Regions from separate parts of the Homo sapiens genome. Here region 1 is linked to region 2. Evidence: read pairs that join two places in POLR2A ChIA-PET (ENCODE). Cell type or tissue: Caco-2. All regions are shown on one strand. Each heading gives the region's core, and the rest is flanking DNA. Links, peaks and the distances in the headings are about the cores only. Region 1 has its middle 44 kb from the start of OPTC. Region 2 has its middle 8.6 kb from the start of ATP2B4.

Region 1 (8,156 bases), core at 3,479-5,978, 80 kb before region 2:
AACTCCAAGGACACAGCCAATGGCCACCAGGACTCCATTTATTTAGAGGGTTAGCCTTCTGGTATCCAGGGCTGAGTCGGCTCAGGGCACTAGGAGCAGCTGGAGGTTCCAGAAGAGAAATAGAAATTCTTTGAGCAGCATCTCTGCCTAAACAACCCTAACTGCATCCTTCCCCATAGTGTTACTTGGGTTACCCTCAGGTCCTAGAAATCTAAACATGGTCTGGACTGCTGGGGAATTAACCCAGCCACATCTCAGATGACTGTGGTCTTAATTCAGACCAAGAAATAGACTGTATTTCAGCATTAATAGGGGAAGCATATAAAATTAATTTAAGACCTTTCATGCACCAGGTACTGGGTAGATGTTTTTGTATATTTTGTGTGTTGCAATCCTTATGACAACCTCATGAGTGAAAACTTATTATCTGCTAGATAAAATAAAACTAAGGCCCAGAGAGGCTAGGTGGCTTGTTCAAAGACACAGAGCAAATTAATATAGAGATGGGATCAGAATTAAAGTCTGTGGCACCAAAGCCTGTTCTTAACCCCACAAAGTCTCATTCAAGTGAGTAATTCAGCATCTCTCAGGTCAAAGTTCTGCAGATTCAGGCCCCGGTGCCTAACCACTGTGAGATGTCAGACAAAGGCTGACCTTGTTTCTCTTTCATGAGGATTACCACTTCTGACGTCTCCTAGAGCTTCCATGGAGAATGTAAAATTAAATGTGGACCCAGAATCGCAATCAATTTTCATTGCAGTTTCTGTTGGAGTTGGCTTACTTCTTTCCTTGAAAGGTTCTTGTAAGAACTAGCTGCAGTCACAAGATGATTCATGATTAGGAGCATGCTGAAGTTAAGATGGCCATTTGAGAAAACACAGAGCAGGCTGTGTCACCTCCTTGGCAGCCGGGAGGTCTTGGGTGATGACTCCCTTGTCTCTCGGCTCTTGGCCAACTGGTCCACCACTGACAAGCCTGTTCAAAGCCATTCTATCCCTCACAGCCCAGGGAGTGTTACCACTCCCCAGCCAAGAGCTGGAGAATCCTGTTCTAGCCACAGAGATAATATGTGTACAAGAAGAGTCTATCTTTTTTCCCTCCTTCAACCCCAATCCCATAGGGACAAGAAACAGAGGCAGAGACAGGGAGAATGAGTAGAGGGAGGAGGTTAGCACAAAGAGAGAAGAAGCCCATCGCCCGGCCCCTGCCCAGACAGCCCACCTTGGCAGCCCCAACAGCCCACCTTGGCAGCCCCAACCACACAAAAGGCTATAGCTTAAGTTGGAAACTTTTATTATTACACGGGGCTTGACATTTTAATTTCTAAATTGGGGCAGAGTTTGACAACTTAACATGACCCGAAAGACTTACCTAAGAGTGAATACAAAGTCAGAAGACTGGCTGGGTGCGGTGGCTCATGCCTGTAATCCCAACACTTTGGGAGGCCAAGGTGGGTGGACCACCTGAGGTCAGGAGTTTGAGACCAGCCTAGCCAACATGACAAAACCCCATCTCTACTAAAAATACAAAAATTAGCCAGGCTTGGTGGTGCATGCCGGTAATTCCAGCTACTTGGGAGGCTGAGGCAAGAGAATCGCTGCCATTGCACTCCAGCCTGGGTGACAGAGCGAGACTCCGTCCCAAAAAAAAAAAAAAAAAAAAGAAAGTCAGAAGACTGTGTGATTTTTTTAATACAGGAGCAGAGGAGGAAATTTTCCAAGGTAAATAAACTTTAAAGGAAAGTGAGAGACAAAATAAGGCACTTCCTGATTATAGCCCTTGAGTACTGTGTGTACACCATCCAAGTACCACTCCATATCCACCAAATGGGATCTGTGTCCTGCTTCCCACCTTTTCCCTAATTGTCCCCTGCAAACACTGCTGCAGACCACTGCCTTTCCCTGTCAGAGTTCCATCCTTCCATCAAAGACAGCCTTTTCCTTGTCTGCAGATGTTGGCCACCAGTGGTTGGGTCCTTTATGTCTTAGTCCCACAAACCCACAGCACAGTCCCAGACAGAAAATCTTGTTAGAGACTGAGCTATGTTCCTTCAAATTCATATGTTGAAGTCCCAACTGACAGTACCTCAGAATGTGACTCTATTTGGAGACAGGGCCTTTAAAGAGGGGATTAAGTTAAAATGAAGTCATTACGGCAGGCCCAATCCAATATTACTGGTGTCCTTAGAAGAAAAGGAGACCAGGAAACGGACACAGAGGGAAGATCACATGAAGACACAGGAAAGAGACAGTCATCTGCAAGCCAAGGACAGTGGCCTTGGAAGAAACTAACCCCATGAACATCTCCATCAATATTTGCTGAATTGTTTTTGAATAATACAAATCTTAAGTATCATTTTTAATTTTTTTTTTGAGACAGAGTCTTGTTCTGCTGTCCAAGCTAGAGTGCAGTGGCACAATCTCAGCTCACTGAAGCCTCCGCCTCCTGGGTTCAAGTGATTCATCTGCCTCAGCATCCCAAGTAGCTGGGATTACAGGCACATACCACCACGCCTGGCTAATTTTGTATTTTTAATAGAGATGGGGTTTCACCATGTTGACCAGGCTGGACTCGAACCCCTAGCCTCGAGTGATCCGCCCACCTCGGCCTCCCAAAGTGCTGGGATTACAGGTGTGAGCCACTGCACCTGGCTTTAAGTATAATTTTTAATGTCTTCCCAACACTTCATTATATGGCCACTTCATATTACATTTAATCAACTCCTACTGTTGAATTTCAGACTGCTTCCAAATTTTCCCTAGTTTAAAGAATGCCTCTATGAATATTGTTGTTCAGAGTTTTTGGTGTTCAATTGAATTATTTCCTTAGCATAAATTTTCATGAGCAAGATTACTTGTCAAAAGCAAGACTATGTTTATGGCTCTCTAGGACTATACCAATCTGAAACATTATCAGCACTGAATGAGTTCACCCATTTCCTGAGAGTCTTACCAGACTGGAATTTATCAACTTGAGGTCACTGTAGTCTGACCCAGGGATGCTGCTTCTTTTCACCTCTTGGGTATTGCTCCTATATTCAGGGGTCTGCCCATCCCCGTTGCCAACACAAACTACCTGCCCAAGTTCTCATATGTGTCTAAATCCTGATGAAAGTCTCTTTCTCCAGGAAACCTGCCCCACTTTATTCGGCAGGGCTCTGTTCTTTCCTATATTTTCCCTTCCTTCACACACTAATCTCTTTGGATTACGCAAACCCCCAAGTTGTTGGGCAATTGTGTACCAGAGAGTAGAGGGAGATGAGAGGCCTTACCAGAAAGATCCTGAAATTCTTGCTGATAAGGGCACCTCAGGCTCAAATGTTGAAATGAGAGAAGTAAAAGAGATGTCATCAGATTGTACCTAAGCTAATCAAGTGAGTCATGGTGGTTGCAAAGTTTGGCCGGGCTTACTGGGGTAGAGGTGAGGAATGGGATGAGGGGAGGTGGTGCCAAATGTCCAGAGTCCAGGTTGCCATTGAAAAGTGATCATGATTGGAACCCTGCCGGGAAGGCAGAGACCTGATAGCAGAGGGTTTGGTATCATGCTAATGAGTTCAGATTGTCACTGGAAAGACACAGGGGGCCATGAAAGGCTTTGAGGCAGGTGAGCTGATCAGTCTTAGACTTTTGTATAGTTGAGATAATGAACTGGCAAGGAGGGATATGAGAAGCAAGAAGGTCTGTTAGGAGGTTGTTTGTATTTCTCCAGTGGAGAGATGCCCAGGGCTTGAGCTAGGATCTTCAGCTTTTTAATTTGTGTTTGTATTGTCTCCTCAATAAGTGTGGCAGGCAGGACTCCTGGGGGGAAGAACTGTTTTCTGTTCCTTGTGTCTCTCCCAAGATGGTAGCACCATGCTTGGCACACAGTGCTGTGCACTTAAAGGCTTGTGAATACGCAGAGCCCTTTCTGGGGTGGAAATATCCAGGGGGTGAGGCAGCCACTGTTCCTCTGGCTTCAGGGAGCTTCCAGTCTGATGTGAGAGATCTAGAAACCATGGATCATCATCATTCAAAAGGACTTTAGAGAGCATCTAGTCAAACTCCCTCACTTTACAAACGGGAAATTGAGGCTCAGAGGAAGAAAGTAACACAAGATTGGAATCCAGATCTCCTGGCTCCTGGTCAAGGAAAGAAGCCATCTCACAGCATTTTTCATGAAGGAGTCATGGTCCCTGCTCTTGGGAAGCTTCCATCCAGGCAGAAGAAGCCCAGCATCTAGTCAGTTGTAGGGGCAGAATGCAATGTACAGGTGCAGGCACAGACATCAGCACTTAGGTGGGTACAGATACAACACAAACTGTAGAGAGCAGATGGGTGGGGGGGGTAAGCAGTGATGGAACATTTACTGTGAGCCAGGCACTGCAATCATGACTTTCACCAAATATGTACACAGTCTTCACCATTCATGAATGAGTTGATATGTTTACCCACGTCCACGTAAAAGATGAAGAAACCACAGCTCAGGCTGATAAGAGTCAGAGCCCTGGCTCAAAACAGGACTGGCCGCTGCCAAAGGCCTTCTCTCACTAGGGCTCCAAGCTGCCTCTGCTGAAGGCGCACAGGGTTGTAGGGTGACAGGATTTGATGTGGTGGCTGAAGTTCACTTGGTGTGGCAGAACTGGGAAATAAAAAACCTGTGTTGATATTTCCTTTCTAACCCTACCACATAGCAACCATGGGACTTCAGAAAATAATGAAACCTCTCTCAGCTTCAACGTTCTATAAGATGAGGTTAAATCTGCCCTGCCTAACTTACAGGGTGGTTGAGAGACTTAAACAAGATAATGTGCTTAATGTGTTTGTGAACCATAAAGAAAGTTCTGGGACAGTGAGAGGGAGCCTGAGATCGGGAGCATTTCCCGAAGACTGGTGGCTATAGCATCGCAGGGATGGAGACACCAGTTGCATTGAGGTGGAGCCTGCATTGGGATCTCTGAGCAGGACTGACACAGAGCCAGGGTCTGTGCTCCTTGGCTCTATTTTTCATGCAGTTAAGTACCCCTAAAAACTAAAGCATTTGCCAAATGAGCAACTTCCTTGGGAGCATTTGCTACCCATTGTTTGTAACAAGCCTCTGGAAGCCAGAACTGGCTTCTCCATCAGATACAGAGATCATGGCCTTTGGCTCAGTATTCCCAGAGTTCCCAAGAGGAAAAAAAGACACCACGAGTAACATTGGGGAAGTGGGAGCCTAGAGTAAATGCTGGCTGGGCCACCTGCTATCCATGTGATTTGGGAAAGTCACCATACCTTCTGGAACCCCAGATTCCTCCTTTGTAAATTGGCAGAGCTCTAGAAGTTCTCTCACTCAATGGGATCGACACTAGTGGTAAGTAGTTTATTTTAAAAAATTAGTTAAAGCCAGACATCATAAAAAATGATATATATTTACTTTAAACCTTGAGTTTCAACTTAAAATAGCTAAATGCACATGAATACAGGTCAATCCTTTGATGTAAGGCTGGGCCTTTTGGGTTTGCTGATTAGAATCCAAGATGGTTTCCTTCCACAAGCCATGCCAGCAATGCATAGTCAATGATTTCCTCAAAATGAAACCAGAGCTTAAAGACTCTTAAAAATAAATAGAAAAGTAAAATTCTTTTAGATGCTTATGACTTCGTTCCCAATATCCCAATATTTTACCATTGTCTCTCCCACAACTAATTTTTTGTTTGTTTGTTTCTTTTTTTTTTTTTTTTTTTTTTTTTGAGATGGAGTCTCGCTCTGTCACCCAGGCTGGAATGCGGCAGCGCGGTCTCAGCTCACTGCAACCTCCAACTCCTGGGTTCAAGAGGTTCTTCTATCTCAGCCTCCCGAATAGCTGGGATTACAGGCAGCCACCACCACACCCCGTTAATTTTCTTTTGTATTTTTAGTAGAGACAGGGTTTCACCATGTTGGCCAGGCTGGTCTAAAACTCCTGACCTCAGGTGATCCGCCCGCCTCAGCCTCCCAAAGTACTGAGTTTACAGGCATGAGCCATTGCGCCTGGCCTCCACACCTAATTTAATTGTGAATTTTGAGGGACTCACTTTTACAAGTATTTCCAAAACTTTCAACCCTGTTGTGTTTTTTTTTTTAAGAAAACACTATTTACTCTAACAATCAAACCCAGAAATGTATAGCAATTCAAGAACAATGGAAGTTTCTTATTCACATAGAGGCCAAAGCAGGTGCTCCTAATTGATGAGTGGCTCTCCTCCAAGCATGATTCAGGGATGTGTAGGCCCTTCATTTTTGGCTCTGCAATCTTCCATATGTGGCTTCCAAGGTTACTGCTTTTGAATGCATCAAGTGAGAAGAAGGGGAAAGAAAGAGGCGAAGGACGATGAAGGCACACTCGCTCTTAACTAACTACCTCAGCCTGGAAGATAAGAAGTGGAAGCATACCACTTCTGCTCACAGTCCCTTGGTAAGAAAAGTAGAGACATAGTCCCATCCAATGCAAAGGGTTCTGGGAAATGTAGTCCAACTCTGTGCCCAGCAATTAGAGGAGACAGGTTTGTGAGGACATAGCCAGTCTCTGCCACATGAGACTATGCTATCATAGAAAAACTCTCTTTATCTTTGCACTCATTTCATTCATTTATGTCAGTGCCAAGATTGGGAAACTCTTGGGGCCAGGTGCGGTGGCTTATGCCTATTATCCTAGCACTTTGGGAGGCTGAAGTGGGCGGATCAGCTGAGGTCAGGAGTTCCAGATCAGCCTGGCCAACATAGTGAAACCTCATCTCTACTAAAATAGAAAACTTAGCCTGGCATGATGGTGCACGCCCAGCTACTTGGGAGGCTGAGGCAGGAGAATCGCTTGAACCCAGGAGGTGGAGGCTGCAGTGAGCCAAGATCATGCCATTGCACTCCAGCCTGGGGAAGAGAGCAAGACTCTGTCTCAAAAAAAAAAAAAATTGGGAAACTCTGATTTATGTAATATGTGACTAAAATACATAATTACAATAATAAAAAATTACAAGGTCCATTACTAAAAGCAACTTGGTAAGTACAGTTCTAGTGATGAAGCAGAAGTGCACAGGCATCCCAGAGAGTGGCCAGCCTTGAACATTTTGTGACCATAAACATCACTGCATATGTTTTATGGAAGAGGCAGCGAACATCCGTTAATTTGATTAATAAGTTGAGTTAGTGAAAGTCTATTAAAGAGATTTTCTATTGTTCCTACCTCATAGAGTCATTGCAACTATTAATAAAATAATCCATGTAAGGTGCTTTGCATCACCTTATATCAGTCATCAATTTTAGTACTATTGTTATCCTGGGCTGGATAATTCTTTGTTGTGGGGAGATGTCCTGTGCATTGTAGGATACTTAGCAACATCCCTGGCCTCTACCAACTAGATGCCAATAACAGCCTCTTAGTTGTGACAACCCGAAACTTCCTCAGGTATGACCAAATGTCTCCTAGGGAGTAAAATATCCCACAGTGTGATCTACTGCTTTTTATGATGATGAGCACTTACTAGTAACTCCTATTTTGGTTCCCTTCTCCTCTGCATCCCCAACATCCGTACCTTGCATTCAGGATCCCTCTTCCTCGACAATTTGGTCATGAGTCCATAAGAGCAACAGCCCTTTAGTCTCTAAAGTGGGGAAGGAAAGTTGGTAACATTGAACCCACATGGCATTTTACCAGTTTTCTAATTGCTAATACATGAGTCCTAGAAAATAAGATTGTCCTCTGAGAAGTAAAGCAGTAAAACTCATACACAGTGAATGTGGGAATAAACTGAGATATTTTCTGGAAAGTGTGACTGAAGAGTTTGGAAATGCCTTAGACTCCAATCAAAGTAAGTAATTTCTGAAAGAAGAATTGTAATTTGTGGAGTGTAAACTTAATCAATTGTACCTTGTTCAAAGAAAGAAACAGAAATAGGAAATGATCTAGTTTTATTTTATTTTATTTTTTGTCGTTGTTCTCATAAGCTGCTAAAGGAGACATCCTTGTACCCACACATTACTCATGACTGTACGTGTGTAAGTTTTTCTATAGAATAAATTCCTGGAAATTGAATGAAAATGGAATACATACTACACATTGCCTTCCAAAAACTTGGTACCAATTTAGATTTCCACTCCTATCAAGGATATATGTGCATCTGGAGACAGGATAGTATAAAAAACAGATATACGTGCATAACCGTT
Region 2 (8,156 bases), core at 3,488-5,987:
GTCTCAGTCTTAAAACAGAGCCTGGCATAAATTCTGTGCATTTGATTTAACTACCCACAAGGTAGTTAGAAAAACTGTGTAAAAAATAAAATAAAGAATGTTTAGCAAAAAAAAAAAAAATCTTTCCCAGGTGTCTCAAAGAGGTAGAAACTACTTGGAAGGTTCTAGTTTTATAATTCAAAAGATCTGATGACCTGGGATTGAGATTGTTGTGATGAAAGCCGAGATAACTTTGGTGCTGGACAGAGAGCGTTTTGCTTCTGGTGTGACAGTAGAAAGTGAGAGAAATGTCCCTGGCCATGAAGTGAGATGGAAGGAATGGAAACTTGGGAGAGGGAACAAGAAATGTGGCTCTGGAAGCTGGTGCACCAGGGAGCCTGTGCTGACAGGACCGGATGCCAGAGTCTGTACACCTCTCAGCTCACCAGGGTTAAGCTCATCCACCAAGAGGCCAGACTCTGTAATAAACTACCTTGTGAACTTGAAATAGCTGACTAAATGTTAAATACAAGAAAGGACAAGTGGGCTGGGTGCAGTGGCTCATGCCTGTAATCCCAGCAATGTGGGAGGCCGAGGCAGGTGGATCACCTGAGGACAGGAGTTTGAGACAAGCCTGGCCAACATGGTGAAGCCCCACCTCTACGAAAAATGCAAAAATTAGATGGGTGTGGTGGCACGTGCCTGTAATCCCAGGTATTCGGGAGGCTGAGGTAGGAGAATCACTTGTAAATGGGAGGCAGAGGTTGCAGTGAGCCGAGATTGTGCCGCTGCACTCCAGCCTGGGCAACACAGCAAGACTCCATCTCAAAAAAAAAAAAAAAAAAAAAAAAAAAACAGAATAGGGATGGAGGAAAGTCAGAGGTCCCAGAGCCATGGATCCCAGGAGCAGAGTCTTTGGAAGCGAACATATAGGCTTCAGAGTGAAGAACAAGGTCTGAAACCAAGCAGTGCTGCAGAAGCCCTGAAGGACACCTAACCTGGGTGTGGGAGAGGAGACCCAGGAGGCTTCTCAAAGGAGGTGGCATAGACCTGAGTCTTAAGAAACTGCTGAGCAGATGGATCTGAGCCACAGTTATTTTGTGACTGCTGTTCCTCAGCCTTTATCATGCAAGAAGCATAATAGGTTGGTTATTGTCAGGCTGATTATCACAGGGAGATGATATCACATTGACTGCACTGGGGTAACTACCAAGCAGAAATCATAGCTCCATGCCTGTAATTACAGCTTGGGCACTATGACCTCTTGTGGTGAGTGGTATCCTATGGTCCCAAAACAGGTGGTCCGGTCAGGATGGACCATCAGGGTGCTGCAGCTCCCATGGTCAATGGGAAGCGCAGGAATGGAGGCCTGGACCTCACAGGAAGATCAGGAGTTGTAGCTGACTTGGAAAAAGTGTGTTCACATAAGGGTAGGCTATGAGACTATCTTCTCCAGAAATCTCCCTCGATTCAGAATCAGCTACTGTTTGGGTAGTGGCAAGGGCATGCCTGCCTAGAATGTGGAGGGGAAGAACCAGTTGACCTCTGAAGATCCCATTTGTCATTGGAGCCCATAGTTCCAGAATCTGCCTCTGTGTTTCTAACTTATCCCAAGGATCTTGGTTCAAGGTGCTGCCCTGGGCCTTTCCCTCAAATTAATTAGTGACGTTTCAGGTTTCACCCTACATAGGAAAGACAGCCCATTGTGTCCCCCACCTGTACACCAGTGCCACAGATGTGGGAAACCCACAGGGGCCTAGAGAGGTTGAACACTTTGCAAAGGCCACTTAGCAAACCATAAATAAGTCCGGGCACGGTGGCTCATGGAGGGTGGGCAGATCACTTGAGCCCAGGAGTTCATGACCAGCCTGGGCAACATGGCGTGAAACCTTGTCTCTACAAAAAATAAAAATAAATAGCTGGGCATGGTGGCATGCACCTGTAGTCCCAGCTACCTGGGAGGCTGAGATGGGAGAATTGCTTGAGCTCAGGAGGTTGAGGCTGCAGAGAGCCAATATTGAGCCACTGCACTCCAGCCTAGGTGACAGGGTGAGATCTTGTCTCTAAATTAATTAATTTAAAAAATAAAACAAAAATAAAACGTTGTCTGTGGTTCCTAACAGAGAACCAATACTCCTCCATGTAACACTACAGGTTTAGCTTTTCGTGCCCATAAACTTGCTCTTTACCCCTGACACCAAGTCCCAGAAGAAGCTAAGAAGGCAGATGAAGCCAGACTGGAGCAATGCCTCCCCCACTCCTCCTTGCCTCTGGCAAGCACCTCTCTATGTCATCCTCACTTTCAGTTCCAGTAGACGAAAGGGCCTCTAAATCAGTTGAGAGAGGGATGCTGGGGAAGACTCAGCAAAAGTCTTAAAATGCCTCATATCTCAGTTGTTGCTCTCTTTTTGTTTCTGGTGGATGCCCCATGAGAGTGTGCACTTAGGACTAAGAACAGACCTCCTGAAGAACTTGCTTGCATCTCGTAGCTAAAAGCAGGGGTATGTAACCCAGGGAGGCTACAAAGTCTTCTTCTCTGAGCATTCACTATCTTTTGAGCCACCTGCAGTTCAGTTTGGAGGCAGGGGCATGGGTGGAGAGACTTCCCAAGAGTACAGGATGCCTCCTTCTCTAGAGGTCTGGGAAGACCCAAAGGAGCTGGGAACAGAGTCAGGCAGACAGTTGTTGGGTAGTGAGCAGTTTATTTAAAAACATTCACCCAGTTGGCTGGGCCTGAGGCCTTATGCCTGTAATCCCAGCACTTTGGAAGGCCGAGGCGGGTGGATCGCCTGAGGTCAGGAGTTTGAGACCATCCTGACCAATATGGTGAAACCCCATCTCTACTAAAAATACAAAAATTAGCTGGGCATGATAGCGCACACCTGTAATCTCAGCTACTCAGGAGGCTGAGGCAGGAGAATTGCTTAAACCTGGGAGGCAGAGGTTGCAGTGAGACAAGATCGCGCCATTGCACTCCAACCTGGGCGAAAAGAGCGAAACTCCATCTCAAAACAAAACAAAAATTCACCCAGTCCAGCTCTCTGCCCCAAGTAGCCTGGTCTCCACCTCTACTCTGCACACTTCCCAGGTTAAATACAGAGAGTAGTTATCCTTTTCCCGCCTTCCTCCCCCATGGACCAAGAGCCTCTGTGGTGAGCACAAAACATTTTCGCCATTCTCAGCTCTTGTTACAGTGAGATGGACACACAGCCTAGACAGACATTTAAAATTTCTGTCTTCCCTGCTGCCCCAGACACTCAGGGTTGGGCCTGAATGCTCCTTTCTCTCTCTCTCTTTTTTTTTTTTTTTTTGAGGTGGAGTCTCACTCTGTTGCCCAGGCTGGAGTGTAGTGGTGCCATCTCAGCTCACTGCAACCTCCACCTCCCAGGTTCAAGTGATTCTCCTGCTTCAGCTTCCCGAGCAGCTGGGATTACAGGTATCTGCCACCATACCTGCTAGTTTTTGTAGTTTTAGTAGAGACAAGAGTTTCACCATGTTGGCCAGGCTGGTCTTGAACTCCTGACCTCAGGTGATCCACCTGCCTCGGCCTCCCAAAGTGCTGGGATTATAGGCATGAGCCACCACGCCTGGACGACACCTACTTCTTAGGACTCCAAAAGTAAAAGGCAATAATGCAGGTAAAGTGGCTTGCTTCTTTGTTTGGCACATAGTAGGCTCAAGAAGTGTTAGCTGGATGAATGACTGAAAGGTAAGCGCACAACATGAGCATTTGCTGGGGCCAGGCTGGGAAGCCATGGCTTCACCAGCTATATGTCTGGAAGGGGTCGTGAAGATGGGGGTCAGGAGCTGCTAAGTCACGGAGAGACTGAAGAGAGCTGAGCACCTCTGATAAAGTAAATTGTACACTAGGTTTCTGGGAGGGCCTGCCTCCTGTGGTCTCCCCAAAATGAGAAGGTGAGTTTCAGAAATCCAGGCTCCAGTGTCATCTGGAGAAGCAGAAGAGCTGGGATTCAGTTCCTGGCAAGGAGATAGGTTCCACTGCCACCTCTCCTTTCCCAGCATCCCCTCCCAGCCAGGGCTTCTCTCCCCAGTTCTCCCCAAATCTGTGGATCCTGAAGCCTGCAGAATTGGCCCGGAATGTAGACGGCAAGAAAGCCTGTCACACCAAGGCAAGGGAAAGAGGCTTGGGCCAGCAGTTAAAGGATTTCTGTTATATTTCTACCATGAACTGTGTGATACCAAACAATGTAGTCAGCCTTTCTGAGCCTCAGTTTCCCCAACTGTAAGATGGGAATAATAACTCATGCCCTATTCTTCCTGCCATATAGGACTATTGCAAGGATCAAATTAAATATTTTACGTAGTCCCTTAGCTGGAGCTCAGTGGGTTTGTAAACTGCAATGTACTGTGCAAACACAGAACTATTAAAGGCTCTGGAACAGGGGGCTTCTGGGGTGGGACAGGTTGTAAACTCTATCTAGCATGGGGTCAGCAAGGATCCTTCCAGTTGGGCTTCCTTTTTGATTTTCATTTGAAACTTAATGAGCACTTAGGGCATTGCTGATTCTCTAATTAGGATTCAAAATTCAATTTAAAAACCATTGCTTGTTCCCTTCACTCCACACTCACTTCCTCAGCTCTATTGAGCCCAACCATTAACCAAAAACTATTTTTAAATGGCATTAATTTGTTATACCCTGAAATAAATGAGAGACAAATATTTTGTTAGAAAAACAAATCATGAACCAAACGCGTTAAAAAAAAATAATAACAGCCTAGTTAATGAGTTCAAAGTGAAATTAAAATCAAACAACTGCAGCTTCCAAAGCAATTGAACCAGAATGAAATTAGAACAGCAAAATATGCACCCAAGTAAATCAAACAAATTCTGTATCTCATCGAAAGTACTGAATCAGAAAGATGCTTCTGGCCCTCACCTCCCGTTTCGGGTTTTCTCATGTCAAATTCTGCACTCCTTCATTTAACAGTATGCACAGATGCCTTTGATGTTCTAGTCACTGGGGATGCAAAGATGGAGAAGAGACAATCCTCTGCCTCCAGGAGCACACAGCCCAACACACAGGTTTTTCCCATGAACACAGGCTGTCTCTGCCCAGCTTAACCCACCTCTAACACAGTGGCCGCCTAGATGGCAGAGTAACATGGAACGCTTGGCATCCCTAGTAATCCTCATTATTGCCAGAATCAGAGCATGAAACCAGCAATACACAAAGAACAAAAACCCAACAAACAAAAGTTGAGCCACAAAGATCTCTGTGGTGACACTAACTAGGTGGTCCTCTGAGACCAGCTCCTCAAGCCCTCAGAGAAAGTGTCCTTTGATTTAATTCTGCATCCCACCCTTGCAGATTCAGACACCCTTTCTAATGATCTCTGTAAAGGCTGTTCCATCCAGTCCTCTCACAGGAATTCCAGGAAGTGGGAAAAATGAAATTGTTGCTTGTCAAGTGTAGAAGACCACCCACACTCAGCAAGGGGGTGAGCTGGAAGCCAGCCCTCCCATGGAGGACCCAGCAAGGTTCTTGCAGTGGAGAAATAGCCCAGCCTGCTGCTGCTATTGCTGCTGAAACAGCTGCTGATATTTGCTTCTCTCTCATATAAATATAGCAAGAATTATTCATCTTTATCTTTCTTGGACCCTCTTAGCTGAAGTCACCATTGTCTTCCCTGAGCAGACCCTCCCTGATTCCTGAAGCAACGCTCAATCTGAACTTGAGAATTAGTTGTTGTTTTTCGTTTTTGGTCTTGTTTTTGAGACTGAGTCTCAGTCTGTCGCCCATGCCGGAGTGCAGTGGCGCGATCTCCACTCACTGCAACTTTCGCCTCCTGGGTTCAAGCAATTCCCGCTTGAATGGGAGGCTTGAACTCAGCCTCCTGAGTAGCTGTGATTACAGGCGTATGCAACCATGCCCAGATAATTTTTTTGTATTTTTAGTAGAGACGGGGTTTTGCTGTGCTGGCCAGGCTGATCTCGAACTCCTGACCTCAAGTGATCTGCCCACTTTCATCTTCCAAAGTGCTGGGATTACAGGCGTGAGCCACCACGCCCAGCCAGAGAATTAGTTGTTTTGATTGTACATGAGAATGTCTTGGAGGGTAAACCCTGGCTATCTGTGTCTCCATCTAGCAGCCTTCTCTGATCTCCTGCCATCTTGACCTAAGCCAAGTCCAAGGACTTCTGCCTTGGTATCTCTGCCTAGCGTTCATGCCCCCAGTCCCTTAGCTGGAGCTCAGTGGGTCTTCCTGGATCCAGTTTCTTCCCCATTAGAACCCTTGCCCTGGGTTTTGTATAATAAGGATAGACAAAGGACATGGGGGCAGAAGTTACTCAGATAAATACATCTGTCTACCCTGCAGCCATCACCAGGCCTGCTCTGCAAGGAGGTAGAAAGAAAAGCATTAGAAATAATCGAAAAGTCCAACTGGAGTCTCACCAACTCTAAGAAGCCTTCTGCAAAGCTTCCAGCCCATCTTCAGCTTTCCTTCGCTAAACTTTCACTGGGTTTTTCACCTGGAACAAAGTTTTAGACTTCAGCATATACTTTATTCTGTTGTTATCTGCTTTATATATCTCCACAACCAGATTAGAGGCTTCTGGAAGGCAGGGACTATGTTACATATCACTATGTTCCATAACACTGCCTAGTAATGCATTGTGCCTGGATTATCCCTCCCACCATCTTTAGGCTTGCAGTCTACCCTACACACTACTGCCACAGCCAGCTTACTAAACACAGACCCAGTGAGGCCACTCAGGGCCCTCCATTGACTGAACTCAAACTACCTCCCCAGTCTTTCTCCTCTACTCTTTTTTCTTTTTTCTTTTTCTTTTTTTTTTTCTTTTTTTTTTTTTTTTGAGACAGACTATCACTCTGTCACCCAGACTGGAGTGCAGTGGTGCAATCTCGGCTCACCGCAAACTCTGCCTCCTGGGTTCAAACTATTCTTGTGCCTCAGCCTCCCAAGTAGCTGGGATTACAGGTGTGTACCACTACACCCAGCTAATTTTTTTACTAGAGATGGGGTTTTGCCATGTTGCCCAGGCCAGGCTTGAACTCCTGGCCTCAGGCAACCCACCCACCTCGTTCTCTATTCTTTCTACCTCCAGACCTTTGCTCATGTCCCACCCTAACCCCGCCTCCATCCAAAACAGTTTAAAGCTTGCTTTTCAAGATTTTTCAGGTACTTGCAAATATTATCTCCTTCCTAGAGCCTTCTAATATTCCCATCTGAGGCAATCACTCCCTAGCATTTCCTAGCATTTTATATTTCATCTTTTAATATGTACTACCTAGCACATAGTAAGCATTCAGTAAATACATTTAAAAGATTATAGCATCTTTGATTGTAGCTACTCATGCTATGAAAGCATCTTTTCCTTCTACTAAACTATAAGCTTATTACCTCTGTATACCTCATCTGGGCCCAGTAGATGTTGAAACAGTAGACATTCAATAAATGTATGCTAAATTGAATAGTAGGTGTTCAGAGATACTTAACTGAATGAATAAAATGCACAGAAATGACTGAATCTAAATGGTAGCTAGTAGCTCAAAGACTTTCTATATTACTTTCTACACTACATTTCTACATTACTTAGTACAAGTGACCAAAAAACCTAGTTTCATCTAGCGTAGGCATGCACAATGAGTCATGTAACTCATTTGTAGGAAAGGCAGGGGTACAGTGGGATATGAGGTACAACGAACTCCAGTGCTGCTGGCACTCACTCCTTAGCTTTCTCGTCTGCCTCTCTTGCATGCGAGCTGTATTCTTTTTTATTGCAGGCTTCTTCCATGGGGCAGGGAACTTGACCCCTGATACTTCCAGAGTATAAGATACTTGACCTCTGATACTTCCAGAGTATCTCTTCACAGTAGTCACAGCAGGGACCAAGCCTTGTTTTCTGTTTAATCGTAAGTGCAAAACTCTCAGGAAAGGATGTAATTGGCTCAGCTTGGGTCAGGTGGGGTTAGGACTGCTAATAAAATGTCAGTTTCAATTGTTGTTTTTTGTTTTGTTTTGTTTTGTTTTGAGATGGAGTCTCACTCTGTCACCCAAGCTGGAGTACAGTGGCACGATCTCAGCTCACTGCAACCTCAGCCTCTGGGGTTCAAGTGATTCTCGGGCCTCAGCCTCCTGAGTACCTGGAATTACAGGCATGCCCAGTGATTTTTTTTTGTATTTTTATTTAT

The links. Peaks named below come from ENCODE experiments on the same cell type or tissue, not always from the same donor. Only the 100,000 strongest peaks of a DNase experiment are listed, where the experiment ranks them.
Region 1: POLR2A ChIA-PET joins it to region 2 with 10 read pairs; 9 of 35 experiments call an interaction of 5 or more read pairs at or near these places.

The regions. Positions count from the first base shown.
Region 1 is chr1:203,533,821-203,541,976 of GRCh38, forward strand. No RefSeq gene overlaps it. Among named protein-coding and RNA genes, the nearest start is that of OPTC, 44 kb to the left of the region's middle. In Caco-2, for the core only: no CTCF peak of the experiment used is centred there; a DNase peak (open chromatin) is centred at 4,471.
Region 2 is chr1:203,614,151-203,622,306 of GRCh38, forward strand. No RefSeq gene overlaps it. Among named protein-coding and RNA genes, the nearest start is that of ATP2B4, 8.6 kb to the right of the region's middle. In Caco-2, for the core only: no CTCF peak of the experiment used is centred there; no DNase peak of the experiment used is centred there.